Linked DNA regions of Homo sapiens: region 2 is linked to region 1. The links are chromatin loops, found by intact Hi-C in ENCODE. Cell type or tissue: tibial artery. All regions are shown on one strand. Each heading gives the region's core, and the rest is flanking DNA. Links, peaks and the distances in the headings are about the cores only.

Region 1 (7,710 bases), core at 1,072-6,071:
AGCCCCTGCAGCCCCACTGTGGGATCCTTGAAACAAGAAGCATTTCCTCAGACATCTGCACATGGGTCTTATTGGTGTCCTGGTACCCGCCTCAGCTGCAGGACTGGGAGGGCTGATGGGGGGGTGGGAGGGGGCTTATCAGACTTCCCCCTTTTCTGTGAAAGCAGCAGGTCCTCAGGCTCTGGGCTTCTGGGCTCCTGTTGGGCTCCCTTAACCCCTGGCTGGGGATGCAAGGGCCGTGGGCCTGGAGCTGCCCTGTGTGGCCTGGAACGGATGGAGCAGGACCCCTCCCGAAAGTGGTCATGGGCCTTGAGCAGTGTGGGAGTGGAGCACAGGAGTGTTCACTTGCCTATGACAGAGAGGTGGCTTTCTAGGACCCTGAGGCCATTTGGAGGAATGTCCAGCTGGATTTGTGCTGTGCACTGAAGTGGCTCTTTCTCCAAAATTGCATTTTCCTTTCCATTCCAGTTTCCTTCTCTAGTCTGGTGGTGGTGATGTTCAGAAAGGGAATGAGCAGCTAGTGAGAGCCTTGAGAACACACAAGCCTCACAGGGGTCAGACCAGCAAGAACCTCTTCCTCAGCAAGACAGCCAGTAAAGACAGGGGTCTGCAAAGCGTGGGGCACCCTGTTCTGCAGGAATGTCATGCAGGCCTCTGGGGTGGGAGTCAATGAGCAGGCACAGAACCAGGGAGGGGCAGCAGCGAGGACAGTAGCCCTCACCTCCATTCACACAGCATGTTCTCCTGCATTTGATAACTTGGGTTTGGCTGCTGGATTTGTGTATGCCCAGAGCCATATGGCTGGTGGGGACTCGGGAGCCTTTGTTCCTGTGCTTCTTAGCCTCTTTGAGTCCTTGATCTTTTTGAGGCTCTGAAAAAGCTACACACAATCTTCCCAGGCAAATGCACTGACTCACGCAATCTCACAGGCAATTTCGGAGGGTTCACAAAGCCCCTGAAACCCAGCTACAGACTCCAAGCTCAGAATCTCTGCTCCAGTCCAATACCACCCTTCTCCCTGCTGTGACTTGCTCCAGGCTGGGGATCTGGAAACAGGGACCTGACCCGGGTGCATGTGTGGCAGTTCACGGTGGGCTGAAGGATTGTGGCTGCTGGTGCCACTTCTTCTGAATGCCCCTCTTCAGCATCTAAGATTTGGAGGGCGTCTCTCCAGCTTGTCACTTGCTGGAGAGGTATCAGGAGGCCTCATTCAGCACAAATGACCCTGAGCTGTGGCCAGGGGTGCAGGCAGGATGCCAGGCAGCTGCCTTGAAGGAACAGAAAGTAATCCCCTTCCCTTTAAGATAAGTGTAATCTGAGAAGAGTCCAGGGCCAAGGATCAAGTAGGCAGCTCGCCTTCCGGTCCTCAGTCAGCTGTGACCTTGGGCCCAGCAGATAACCTCTCTGAGTTGTGTTTCTTTGTTTCCCAAAGAGGGATCTGGGGTACTGAGCACAGCAAATGCTACAAAGTGAATGAAATGGTGTTGGTGCTGCCATTCAAGACACATTCTCTTGGTGACTGTGAAACAGGAGAATCTGCCTTACTCACTTTGGGTCTGGCCCCAGTAGGGGCAGGGTTGTGGCATCCTTTCTCAGGCATGGCCCAAGAATTTTTTGGATTCCATCTACCTGGCCAGGGTTCAGTCTGGATCAAAAACTCACTGCACATTTAGAAGCATCTGGAGCGAATGCTCGTGGAGATAAAACAAGCCAGCTTTGGATGGGAGAGGCCATTCCTCTGCCCTTTCCTGGCCGCCATCCTTCCAGGCTTTCCCCTTCCCCAGATGTCCTTCCCCTTGGGCTCAGGCCTGCTGTCTTTAAGGAGCCCTGGAGAAGAAATAACCTTCCGCCATTGAGAGAGGGCAAGTGCCAGGCCACCTTGAGGGTGAGCTGTCATCTCTTCACCCCAGCAGTTTCCCTGAGTCCTCAAAATTTTAGACTGAGCTGTCGGCCTGCGTCATGGAGCAGCAGAAAAAGGCGTCTGTTTCCCTGGGATACACCCAGCTGAGGTAGCCCCTGTCTTCGTGTTCACCAGCACCCCAGCTTTCCCATGAGAAGAGGCTGATGGGGTTGGTTTACTCGAAGTGTGGCGCACACCTCTTAAGCAGGGCTGTTCCTATGTTAACTTGTTTGGGCCTCCCAGTGGTATGGCTAGGGCCTGGAATCCTGGTTCCTGCTGCTGTCTGGGGTGGTGAGGCTGGCTTCACTCTGCACCTGGGAACAGGAACCACATCAGCTAATGCCAACAAGAACCACTGAGGCCAGGCGAAATGCTCACACCTGTAATCCCAGTACTTTAGGAGGCTGAGGCAGGCAGATGACTTGAGCTCACCAGTTCAAGACCAGCCTGAGCAACATGGCTGTCTCTACAAATGCAAATACAAAAACTAGCCAAGTGTGGTAGTGTGCACCTGTAGTCCCAGCTACTTGGGAGACTGAGGTAGGAGGATGGCTTGAGCTTGGGAAGCAGAGGTTGCAGTGAGCCGAGATCAAGCCTCTGCACTCCAGCCTGGGCCACAGAGCCAGGACCTAAGAGTTTAACTCACCCCTCAAGTGGAGCTGAGCAATGGACAGACACCTGGAGACTCCCTGGAGATGTGGAGACTGGACAGGTCGTTACTACCTAGAAGCAGAAAGATGAGCATAATGACCTCAGAAGGTCACCTTTTTCCTTCCACCTCCACCTAAGAACACTTCTTTAGGCAAGCAGGTTGGAAGGCTACCAGACACCGAGCAGGGGGGCCCTACGCTGGGCCTGCTCTTCTTCCTCCACCTGGAATGCTTTTCATGTTTCCACTGAATGCACCTTACCTTTCCAGGGCCACCTTCCTGGGCATGTCAGCCGAAGCTCAGAGATCCATGTGGCTCTTAGTTCCTGCCACACTGGGAGGCATTCAATCCATGCAGAGTTTTTCCCTGATGTTCCTTTTGTTTGTCAGATAAGGTCAAGTGCTTCCTGAGGGCGGAGACCCACCACCACCACTGTTATCCACTGTATGGTATTGAAAACCTGTAGGCTCGTGGCATACCTTAGTGAGTCTGTGTGCCGTGAAGATGTGCGTACGCGTGTGTGTCTGCTGCTGTCGTCAGTGTGTCCTCAGAAAGCACTTGGATTCCCCAGCTACGGCTGTGCAACTGTGGGCTGATTTACCAGGCTTGTTAGTACTGTCATGAGACACAGCACGTTTGCTTTCCGTGTGGTTGGATTTCTGGGAGTGATGTCCACAGGGCTTGGCTGTTCCTGGCAGCCTGCCAGGCGGTGGTGTTCTTGGAGAGAGGAGTGGCATGGTGCCCAGGCTCTGTGGCACTACGGGATCCCATCCGGCAGGTGCAGTCTGGGGCCTCTGCCGAGGTGGCGGGAGGGGAGCGGAGCCTGATGGGAGAGTCTGGCCTCCACATTCCTGATCGGCTCTTGTGCTGAATCATGTTCATTTCCTTCACAAAGAGAAACCTTCCTTTTTAAAATCCGCCGCTCTCTGCCTGGGCTGGATCGAGGCTTTTCCAGTGATAAAGATGCAGAGGGATTCCTGTGTCAGAGCCTGCTTCATTGGTTTCCAAGGCTGCCAGGGACACTGGCTGGGGAAATAGCAGCCTCTGTAGTGGCTAAGCACGACCGCAGGGGCTGTAGCTGGGCCGGTTATTCTGACTTTAGGGTCTGGTGAGGCTGTGGGATGGGGTTGGGGGGTCCTTTTTTCTGGAACAAATGCCACCTCCTCAGAGATTACCAGAAACTGCTTTGCTGTCTTCAGAGGTCCTAAAGTACCCTGGCCTCCATCCATGGACCGTCAGGGTGGGTGCACCCTCCCCTCCCCCCAGTGTCATTTCATTGCCATGCGTGCTTTTCTGGGGCAGAGGCCATAAAAACTGGCACACAGTCTGTTTTCAGGAAATTCTTACAGAATGGATTGAAACTTCCCATCAGGCACACACTTCCTCCAGCCTCTGTCCCTGGCGTTCTCTCTCAGGAGACAGCGGGGTTTGGCTCAGACTTCTGAAGTGTTTCTACTGTGACCGTGGGCCTGGGTATTCCCCCACCCCGCTGTAACCTGTGGGGTGGAAGCCATGATTCCTCCCTGCATCCCCACTCCCTGTCTGCAGGGGAGAGACTCCTTGAAGAAGGGTTATCCAGTGACCAGGGTCTTCTCCAACTCCTCCATCAGGATGCAGAGGGGGTGGGGTCAGCATTGGAGATTCTCCCCGCAGTGTGGGGATCCTCAGCCAGCCATCTGTCTCCCCTTCCCCACCAAGAGCAGTGCTGCCGGTGCCCTGCAAGAAAACCACGCATGCGCGCCCACGCATACACACACACACACACACACACGAACACACACACACACACACACACACACACACACACACACTGCTTGTCCTGGCTCCTCCTGGCTGTTCTTGCCGACTGTCTTAGTCCTTTCCGGCTGCTATAACAAAATACCATAAACTGGGTGGCTTATAAACAGCAGATACTTATTTCTCACAGTCTGGAGTCTGGAAAGTCCAAGATGAAGGTGCTGGCAGATTCACTGTGTGGTGAGGCTGCTTTCTGGTGATGGTACCCTCTCGCTGCATTCTGGCATGGTGGAAGGAATGAAGGGTCTCTCTGGGGTCTCTTTTATATGGGCACCAATCCCATTCATGAGGGCTTTAGCCTTATGACTGAATCACCTCCCGTAGGCCCCACCTCCCGATACCATCACCTTGGGGGTTAGGATTTCAACATATACATTTGAGAATGGAGAGGAGGGGACGCAAACTTTCAGCACTGACTGTCATATCCTCTCCCATTAAGAGAAACTGGAATGGAGGTAGGAGAGGGCCCAGGCATCTAAAACAGCACATTTGGTTGCTGCGTCTTGGACTCACCATTACTAGAAGGGCTGGGTGTTCTGAATGAGAACAGAGACCTTGGCGCGCCAAGCAGGGGCGGGGACCCCCTCCTATGGTGCCTGCTCTCCTCCCTACCCCCACCCGGCCCTGAGCAGTGCCCACGTGGCTCTCCAGGAGCATTTCCCAGCTTTTTTTTTTTTTTTTTAACTTTTATTAGCTCAGACTCCTGGCTGCTGCAGCCATATGGAGCTCTGCCGACGGCTGCTGCTCAAAGAGATGTGGCATTTTGTTGTTTCTAACTTTATCTTAACCAGGAGAGACACAGGAGCACAGCTGAGAGTGGGGAGTGCCCTCGTATGTGAGTGTGTTGGGGCCACCTTCAGAGCTGCCCCTCGCTCCTGCTCGGCCCTCAGTGTCCGCGTGTCTTTCTGCCTCTCTGCCTCCCACTCCCTGCAGCTTTTCTTTGTGTCTCTGTTTCTTTCATTTTGTCTTCCCTGCTGTGTGTTTTTCCCTTCCCTGGGTGAGAAGCAGACTCTTGTTCCTCTGCCGGATCTTGGTCAGCTCCCCTCTCAGCCTCCCATCCTTTGCCAGCGGGAAGGTGGGGGAGTGGGGCCATGAGAACTGGAAGTGGTTGGTGGCGGTCAAGAAGGGTGCCCGGCTCGATTTGATTGTCTGAGTGTCAGCCGTGCCTTGGGCAGGAGAGCAGGCATTAGGGACACCTCCCCAATCTGCACATGGCTTTCTAGTCCATAAAGCCTTTTCTCATGTTTATTTTGCTGCTTAGGGGGTGGATTTTTTTTTGTTTTTTGTTTGTTTGTTTGTTTGTTTGTTTTTGAGACGGAGTCTCGCTCTGTCGCCAGGCTGGAGTGCAATGGCGCCATCTTGGCTTACTACAACCTCCACCTCCCAGGTTCAAGCAATTCTCCTGCCTCAGCCTCCTGAGTAGCTGGGATTATATGCGCACACCACCATGCCTGGCTAATTTTTGTATTTTTAGTAGAGACGGGGTTTCACTATGTTGGCCAGGATGGTCTCGATCTCTTGACTTCATGATCCGCCCACCTCAGCCTCCCAAAGTGCTGGGATTACAAGCGTGAGCCACTGTACCCGGCCTCATTAGGTGGTTTTGTGAAGTTGACACAATGTTGCTTAAAGTAAAAATGGTGGTTTTTAAAATATTATAAAAGCAATATACAATTATAGAAAAATGAGAAAATTAGATGAGCAGAAAATTAAAAAAGTAGTATGCATTAAATCATTTATTCAACAATCGAGTTCCTGTTCCTCCAGGCACCAGTCTAGGAACTGGGGATGCAACAGGCAACCCACCAGGAGAAAACCATGGCAGCAGCTGTTTCCCTTCCTCCGGGAGGGATGGCAAGGACCCCAGAAGCCACCACCAGTACAGGTGCGCAGCGTGGCACAGAAGGGAGGCTGGCTTCACTGGGAGCCAGGAGCCCTCAGTTCTGGCCCCAGTGGAAACCCTAACTTGCCCAGCCCTTTCCCTTCTTTGGCCTCAGTTTCCCCAGTTCCAGAATGAAGGAGTGGTGGGCGAAATGACCCCTGAGTTTCCCTACCACTGCTGAGATTCCACCAGGTGCCTGTGGTTTTGGAAAGACCCATTCATTCCCATGTGTGGTCAGTTATTTCTTCCAGGCCCTGAGCCAGATTCACATTCGAACCCTAAGGTCACCCACCTTGGCCTCAGCTGGTGCAAGAGCTGGGATGCAGCGGTCCCAGGACAGAGAGGGGACAGATACCTCCCCACCAGGTACTGGGGCCGACCCCCATACTGCCGAGGCCAACCTGTCTGTGCTGACCGCAGTCCTAGCTGACGGAGGGTGAAAGGCCACATCACATGGTGCCAGGGGCAGAGGCCAGAACCAGGGAACCTGCAGACTTTCACACATGAGCAAAGCCCAGCCCTCACAGAGGCCCGAGCTGCCCTGTGTGCCACAAACCATTCATCTCAGAGCACTGGGGAGGGTAATGAGGCTGGGGCAGGCTCTGCTGGGACCTGCTGTCCACATGACTCAGTGCCTGGCTCCCTTGCCACCTTTCTGCCTACTGTGGGGCTGCTCTGGCCCCTTGCACATCTGGTCTCTCTCCCCTCCCTCTACTTCCCACTCTGGCTTCCTTCTCTGAGGGGCTGCTCTCCATGCTCGTCTGGATGGAGCCTGTCCCCACTCCAGCCTCTGTCCTGTCCACAGAGACCCAGACCTGCCAGCCCCAGCCGAGCTTCAGGACCTTTGCCTTCAGAGGGCAAGAACCCTGCCTGGCACCTGACTGTGCACTAGTACTTGGTTCTTTCACTCAGCATACGTCCCTGGGCACCTAAGTGGAGCTGGCACCAGTTGGGACAAGTAGGGAAAGCAGGGCCGGCCAAGATGCTAATTTCTAGAAGGGCTCAGGGCAGTCGCTGATGCCATAGAGGACTGGCAAGTGACTGCAGGGCTGGCCATGGTCAGATTCCAGCTCTGCCCTTGTCTCTGGCCATGGGGGCCTACACAGGTGCAGGGCACGGCACACACTGGCTGCTGGGCAAACCCCTTTCCTCAGTGGGGCTCATGAGTGGACACAGGCGCTAGGCCCAGGACCTGTGGGAAGCCCCGTCTCCCCCACTTCCTAGGTGGGCTTGCCTGACCTGCTCTGCTGGTGCCTCCCAGCGGCCCTGGTCCTCAAGCCTGTCCCTCTCCTGCCCACTTGGCCTTCCCACGGCCCTCAGCCCAGGTCTCTCCCAGAGCATGCCAGGGACCTGTGGGAAGAGCCCCCAGCTATCTCGGAACCCCCTGCAGTGCCCCCTCCAGGCACATTCCCACCCCATAGCCGCTGTCCCCATGGAGCCTCCACCCACAGATACAGGTGCCAAGGAGGCTTGCAGGACAC
Region 2 (5,381 bases), core at 382-5,381, 1.2 Mb before region 1:
CAGAAACCAACTCCTAGGAAGTCAAAGCAGAAGGTGGGTCACAGGATCGACAAGGGGCCTCGGGTCTGAGTGTGCCCAGGCAAAGGAGGCCCCGAATGAGGATGAGGCCAAGGTCTGAGACCTCCCTGAAACCTGGCATATCTGGGCCAGAGTAAAGCCCCTTACTATTGGAGCCCAGATCTCAGCATCGGGCCATGAGTCTTGCATGTCCCTGTCCACACTAGGCAGCCTCCTGGGCCCCCAGCAAGCAGGACCCCCTGACCCAAGCTGCATATCATTGGTTACTGGCAATGGAGAAGGGCTCTGTCGGGGGGCTACAGGTAGGGAGAGGACAAACTCAGAAAGTGAACAGCCAGTCCAACAAATCACCCCCAGAAATGTCTGCCTCATCTCGGAAGTTCTCCCAAGAACGTGGTTCAGGAGCATCTTAAACAGCATTAAGTAAGAAAAGCGGAATATCAACTGCTATATACAGAAGTAATGATGGCATACCTAAACAGACAAAAAACACAAAGCGAAAAACCCCATGAACGGGTGGTGGGGGGGTTGAGGGAAGACAACTGTGGCTGCCTTTGGAGACTGAGAGTACGGGTGAATTTTTTTTTAATTTGTCATATTTTCCAAAAGTCTATAATAAGCCTGTCCTCCTTTTATAGTGAGAAAAAAGCTATTAAAACCACCAAGTGCCTTACAAAACCAAATATACAGCATGACTCCGTAGATGTATCATAAGTGGTTTATCATACATCTACAGAAAGTATGTTGACAGTAGTTATATACTGCTGGTGGAATTATAAAGTTTTTACTTTTTTCTTGTATTTTTGGATATCTCTACAACCAACATATCAATAATCTGACAATTTCACTAAGAACAAAATGCTTAGGACTGGGAAGTTCTTTCCGATGGCAACCCTGAGTCTCTTCTGCTGCAACTGTAGCCGATTCTCAGCCTCTTTGTGCATGTGCCCTGGGTGAGGAGGGAGAAAGGCGCGAGGACAGCCTCTCAACCAGCATACAGCCTCCCTTCGGAGACCCAAAGGCCGACATTCAATTTAGCTGCCTACTCAGTACAGGTAGGAGGTGACAAAGGGTAGCTGAATCGGTGCCTCTTAAGAGACTAGGGGAGGCCGGGCATAGTGGCTCACACCTGCAATCCCAGTACTTAGGGAGGCGAAGGTGGGAGGATTACTTGAGGTCAGGAGTTTGGAACCAGCCTGGCCAACGAGGTGAAACCTCGTCTCTACTAAAAATACAAAAAAATTAGCCGTGGTAAGTGCCTGTAATCTCAGCTACTCGGGAGGCTGAGGCAGGAGAATCGCTTGAACTTGGGAACCGGAGGTTGCAGTGAGCGGAGATTACGCCACTGCACTACAGCCTGGGCGACAAAGGGAGACTCTAGCTCAAAAAAAAAAAAAGAGAGAGAGAAAGACCAGGGGAAAGAAGGCGGCTGTGGAGTAGTAACTAGGGACTTAGGGCACGAGAAGGCCGGGTGGGGACAGGGCAGTGTTGGCAGCAAAGTTCTGGAAGAGGCTCCCCCAGGGCAGGCGGGGTGCCCGAGCTCAGGAGGTAGGAATGTGCCTCCCAGCCAGACAGTCCAACGACTGCCAACTAGGGGAGGCCTGTGCTCCTGGGCTGGAGGGAGGCCGGCCGAGGTTGCAGGGTCCAGGCCTGGACCGGGTGAGGTGTGCAGTCCCGGCCCCCTTCTTTCTCCTGCCCTAGGGCAAAGGGTAGGTCCTCACTGACCCATGGACAGTTCCGGGGAAGAGCTCGAGACCCAGAGACTGCAGCTGAGAGGCCGCCTGGCCTCCACTTTTAATAGCCCCCAAGCGGTAGGGGTCCAGTCTCCCCATTATCCTGGCCCTCGGAAGCGGCTTCCCGAGGCCCCTGCCGTGGGGTTGCCGGGCTCGGTAAGCAGAGCCCGTCCCGAGGCTAACCCGCACAGACTCTCTTTCATTATCCCCAAACATCCAGGGAGTGGGAGAACGAGGCCCAGAGATGCGCGCCGCCTGGCCCGGTAACCCGCAAGCGCCGGCCGCAACGCTGGGACTGGAAGCCCCCGCGTTCCCGGAAAAAGACCCGGGATCCGCCAGGGGGCGGGGCCTCAGCACCCCGCCCCGCCCCGCGGCCCCGCGAAGCATGCCGGGCCGGGCGCTGCCATGGCGACGCGAGCGGCCCGCCCCGCCTCGCCCCCCGCCTGGCCTCAGCGCCCCGAAGGTCCCGGGCCCCCTCCCGGCGTCGGCGTCGCGGGCCCCGACCGCGGCCTGTGGGACGCCACCGCGGAGGAGGCTCCGGCGCGGCCAAGATGGTGGGCGCCGCGGGCGGGGAGGGGCGGGACCGGCAGGAAGCGCGGGCATTTGCCCTCTCGCCGCCCCTTCTCGAGGTCGGGGAGAGAGGAAAGGAAATGGCCTCGGAGGCGAGCGTGGAGCTGCCCGGGCGTCTGGCCTGACAGCTCCTACCTATGCCTTTCCTCGAGGCCCGGGCCCTCCCAGCCCTCTGAGAGGTGGGCCAGGTTGGGGGCTGCCCTCGCTGGGATCCAGAATGTGACTCACACCCCAGAAAAGATGCCCCTCCCTCCCCACAGGAAGGCCCGTCTTCCTGGCTATGTTCCTCCCCGCACCTCGTGCGTCTCCACCGCGACGAGGAGGGGGCAGTTTGGTTCCTCAGGCCTGATGCCAGCCTCTGCCCACCTACACCCCAGGCATCCGTTATTGGGCAGAGAACCCGTTTCCCCTCAGCACGGCTGCCTCCCCGGTCAAAGACTCCAAAGTGCCCACAGATCTAAGCAGAAGTCGCTGCCCTCCCAGGAGACCCGGCAAGGCTAGCAGCTCCCAGGAGACCCTGAATCCCTTTGATTCTGTGTCCTGCCAGCAATGACGGGACAAGGGTAGGATGAGAGCAGACACTGACTGGGCCAGGACAGGTGACTCTCCTCCTAAGCCAGCGAGTCCTACGTGTGAATGACTGCCCAGATTAGGTGGGCAAACAAGCCCAGATCTGTTAAGGAGTGAAGTGGCAGAGCTGGGACTCGGCCAGGCTGTGACTCCAGATGCCTGTCCACACGTAGTGGCACTCGCTACTTCCCGGCCGCCCAGCCCGGGCTGGTCCAGCCGCCGATCTCTGGCCCAGAGCAATGGCCTGGTCTCCCGTTCCTTCCTCTCCCTTCCCCCTACCACAGGCCTGGCTTCCCTTCTGAGCCGCCAATCTGCAGCCACACAAAGCCCTGTTTGTTTGCTTTCTCTGCTGCTCCCCCTGGATCCGATGTCTTTCTCAGCTACCTGCCGCCTGGCTTCCTCTCCAAGCTGCCTGCCCAGCCAGCTGAAGGGAAGGAGGGGCGGCCATTGCAGCAAGCGCCGCCTCATGGCAACCCCATCACTCCTTGAATCCACCTCCCCAGTGCAAGGGGCTCCTAGCCTGGGTGGCCTGACCTTCGACAATGGCTTTGGAGCCCCCTCGCAGCATCTTAGAATGTAGGGTGCCAGTTGGGTGGAGCAAGAAAGATGCCTGGGGCACGGGGAGGGGAGCTGGAGAGGCCCAGCCAGTCTCCCCTCTCCTTTTGTGATCAAGCTTGTTTTGTTTGTCAATCAGGAAGGCTGCCCCTGCCTTCCCAGCAACCCACTGGCTGCCAGGAGATAAGGAGATGAATGGGACCAGGAGGGCCTGATCAGAGGAGGTGGAGGAATGATGCCCTGGTTTCATGGCCCTCACCCATCCTCACTCTTTCTGGGGACTCCCAGGTATCCCAGGCACTGTGATGAGAGCTTACAGGCTGCACGGGGGCGTCACATGGTGGATGCCCTCAGTGCCCACCCTGGGCAGATGCCTCTGCATGGCAGGCACCCCAGAGTGTGCAGATGTGCGCACCCATGGCAGTGTCGGGAAGCCCTACACAGCCTGAGCGAAAACAGGGCTTTCACAGGCAAAGAAAAATAAATACCCGCATTCCACACCACCTTCTCTACCTGCAGAGTGGAGTCTGCCCTCTCTCCCCTTTCAAATAAAGAAACCCAACACTGATAGGCACAGAGATATTGCAATCTTGCCTGGCTCCCTCTACCTAGGACTCTTTTATTGCACCCTGCCAAGCTGGGTGGCCCAAGGACCTCCTCCTTCCCCTTCCATCCCTTTCTGTGCTGAATTTAACCCTTACAGCAACTCCAGGATAAAGGCATGATTATGCCCACTTGATAGATGAGGAAAGAGGAGGTTCTGAGGGAGAAAACCATGAAAAGAAAAACTGCTTTGGTCAGAAGCCAAGCTCATGGCTGTCTGACTGCAAGCCTTCACTTCCCACAAGGTCACAATATTATTTCATAGCCAGGAATTAGCTCCCGAATGGATGAGTGACTAACATGGGGAAGGGGGTAAGCAGCAGGCAGGGCCTGGCTTTGGAGCCTGCGGATGTGATTTCTAATCCTAGCTCTGCCACTTGGTTGCTGTGTGACCTCAGGCAGATCACTTAACCTCTCTGTGCTTCAGTTTCCTTGATAATGGATATAGGGCAGTTAATAAGACTTAGCGAGGACCACCCAATGCCTGGCACAATAGTAGGCACTCAATGCTGGCTTTTCTCCATCCCTTTCAGCATCCAAAGAGACAGATATTCACATATTAGAGGAACCAGGCCTCTCCCACCAATGCTTTCACTCAGTTGGCCCTCCTGTCAGGAACCCCCCACCTTCCCAACCCCTGTAACCATTTCTGGCCCTCTCAGGCAGAGGCCAAGGGCTGTCAAGTTCAGCTCCCCAGGCTCCTGTCCTGCCTAGGAGACCAGGTCCTCTTTGTTTAATTAGCCAGGGCAGGGGCCCCAGGGGACAGTGTCACCCCAAGGGAACAAAGCCAGCTCCAGCCACATCCTGCTGGAGTCAAGAAGAGAGCCACTCAATTAAGTCTGATTTGGCAAAACGTCTGTTTTAGTGCTATTTCGGGCCACGGTGGGGATTTTCTGTGCTTGTCTCAAAGGTATCATAAACCAGATTACTTCCCGCCTCCCTCACCCCTATCTGTGTTTGAAATGAAAATATTGTTTTTCCTCTGCTCTTTTTTCCTGCTTCTCTTTCCCACCTATCAGAAAGCTGCAAATGAGAGAAAGGGAAAAGGCTTGGCCCCAGGCTGGAAGGTAGCACCTGGGGCTAGGGTGCTCCCACTGCCCACCTGGCCCTGCTGGATCCCCCAGAGAGCAACATGCTGGGGGCTGGAGTTCCCTCAAACAGACTAAAGGGTTTAGTCCTCTCTTTTGCCTTCTCCCCACCTCTGGAAGCCACTTCCTGGGCCCCCCGAGGCCAGGCCTTTTTCTGACTTCTCCCCGGGCACACACCAGGTGCCTGGTAGCCTCCCCACCCACAACACACTCCTGCACTTTCTGCCTCTGAGCCTTTGCCTGG

Evidence for each region. A loop is a pair of places that touch in the nucleus more often than their neighbours do. Peaks named below come from ENCODE experiments on the same cell type or tissue, not always from the same donor. Only the 100,000 strongest peaks of a DNase experiment are listed, where the experiment ranks them.
Region 2: it touches region 1 in a loop (15-fold over the local background); 1 of 110 quality-filtered maps calls a loop at or near these places.

Annotation. Positions count from the first base shown.
Region 1 is chr17:16,482,283-16,489,992 of GRCh38, reverse strand. All of the region lies in intron 1 of LRRC75A (leucine rich repeat containing 75A), which reads left to right. LOC124903936 (a long non-coding RNA gene) reads right to left here and starts at 4,339. Exons shown (of 3, transcript XR_007065641.1): 1 at 2,812-4,339; 2 at 2,547-2,623. RefSeq lists enhancers at 2,163-3,087, 3,088-4,013, 4,939-5,865, 6,122-6,938. In tibial artery, for the core only: no CTCF peak of the experiment used is centred there; DNase peaks (open chromatin) are centred at 3,252 and 3,453; H3K4me3 peaks cover 871 bases; H3K27ac peaks cover 1,622 bases.
Region 2 is chr17:17,691,566-17,696,946 of GRCh38, reverse strand. All of the region lies in intron 1 of RAI1 (retinoic acid induced 1), which reads right to left. Among named protein-coding and RNA genes, the nearest start is that of RAI1, 13 kb to the right of the region's middle. RefSeq lists a silencer at 1,936-2,365 and enhancers at 2,564-3,276, 3,277-3,991. In tibial artery, for the core only: no CTCF peak of the experiment used is centred there; DNase peaks (open chromatin) are centred at 2,561 and 2,916; H3K4me3 peaks cover 2,244 bases; H3K27ac peaks cover 5,000 bases.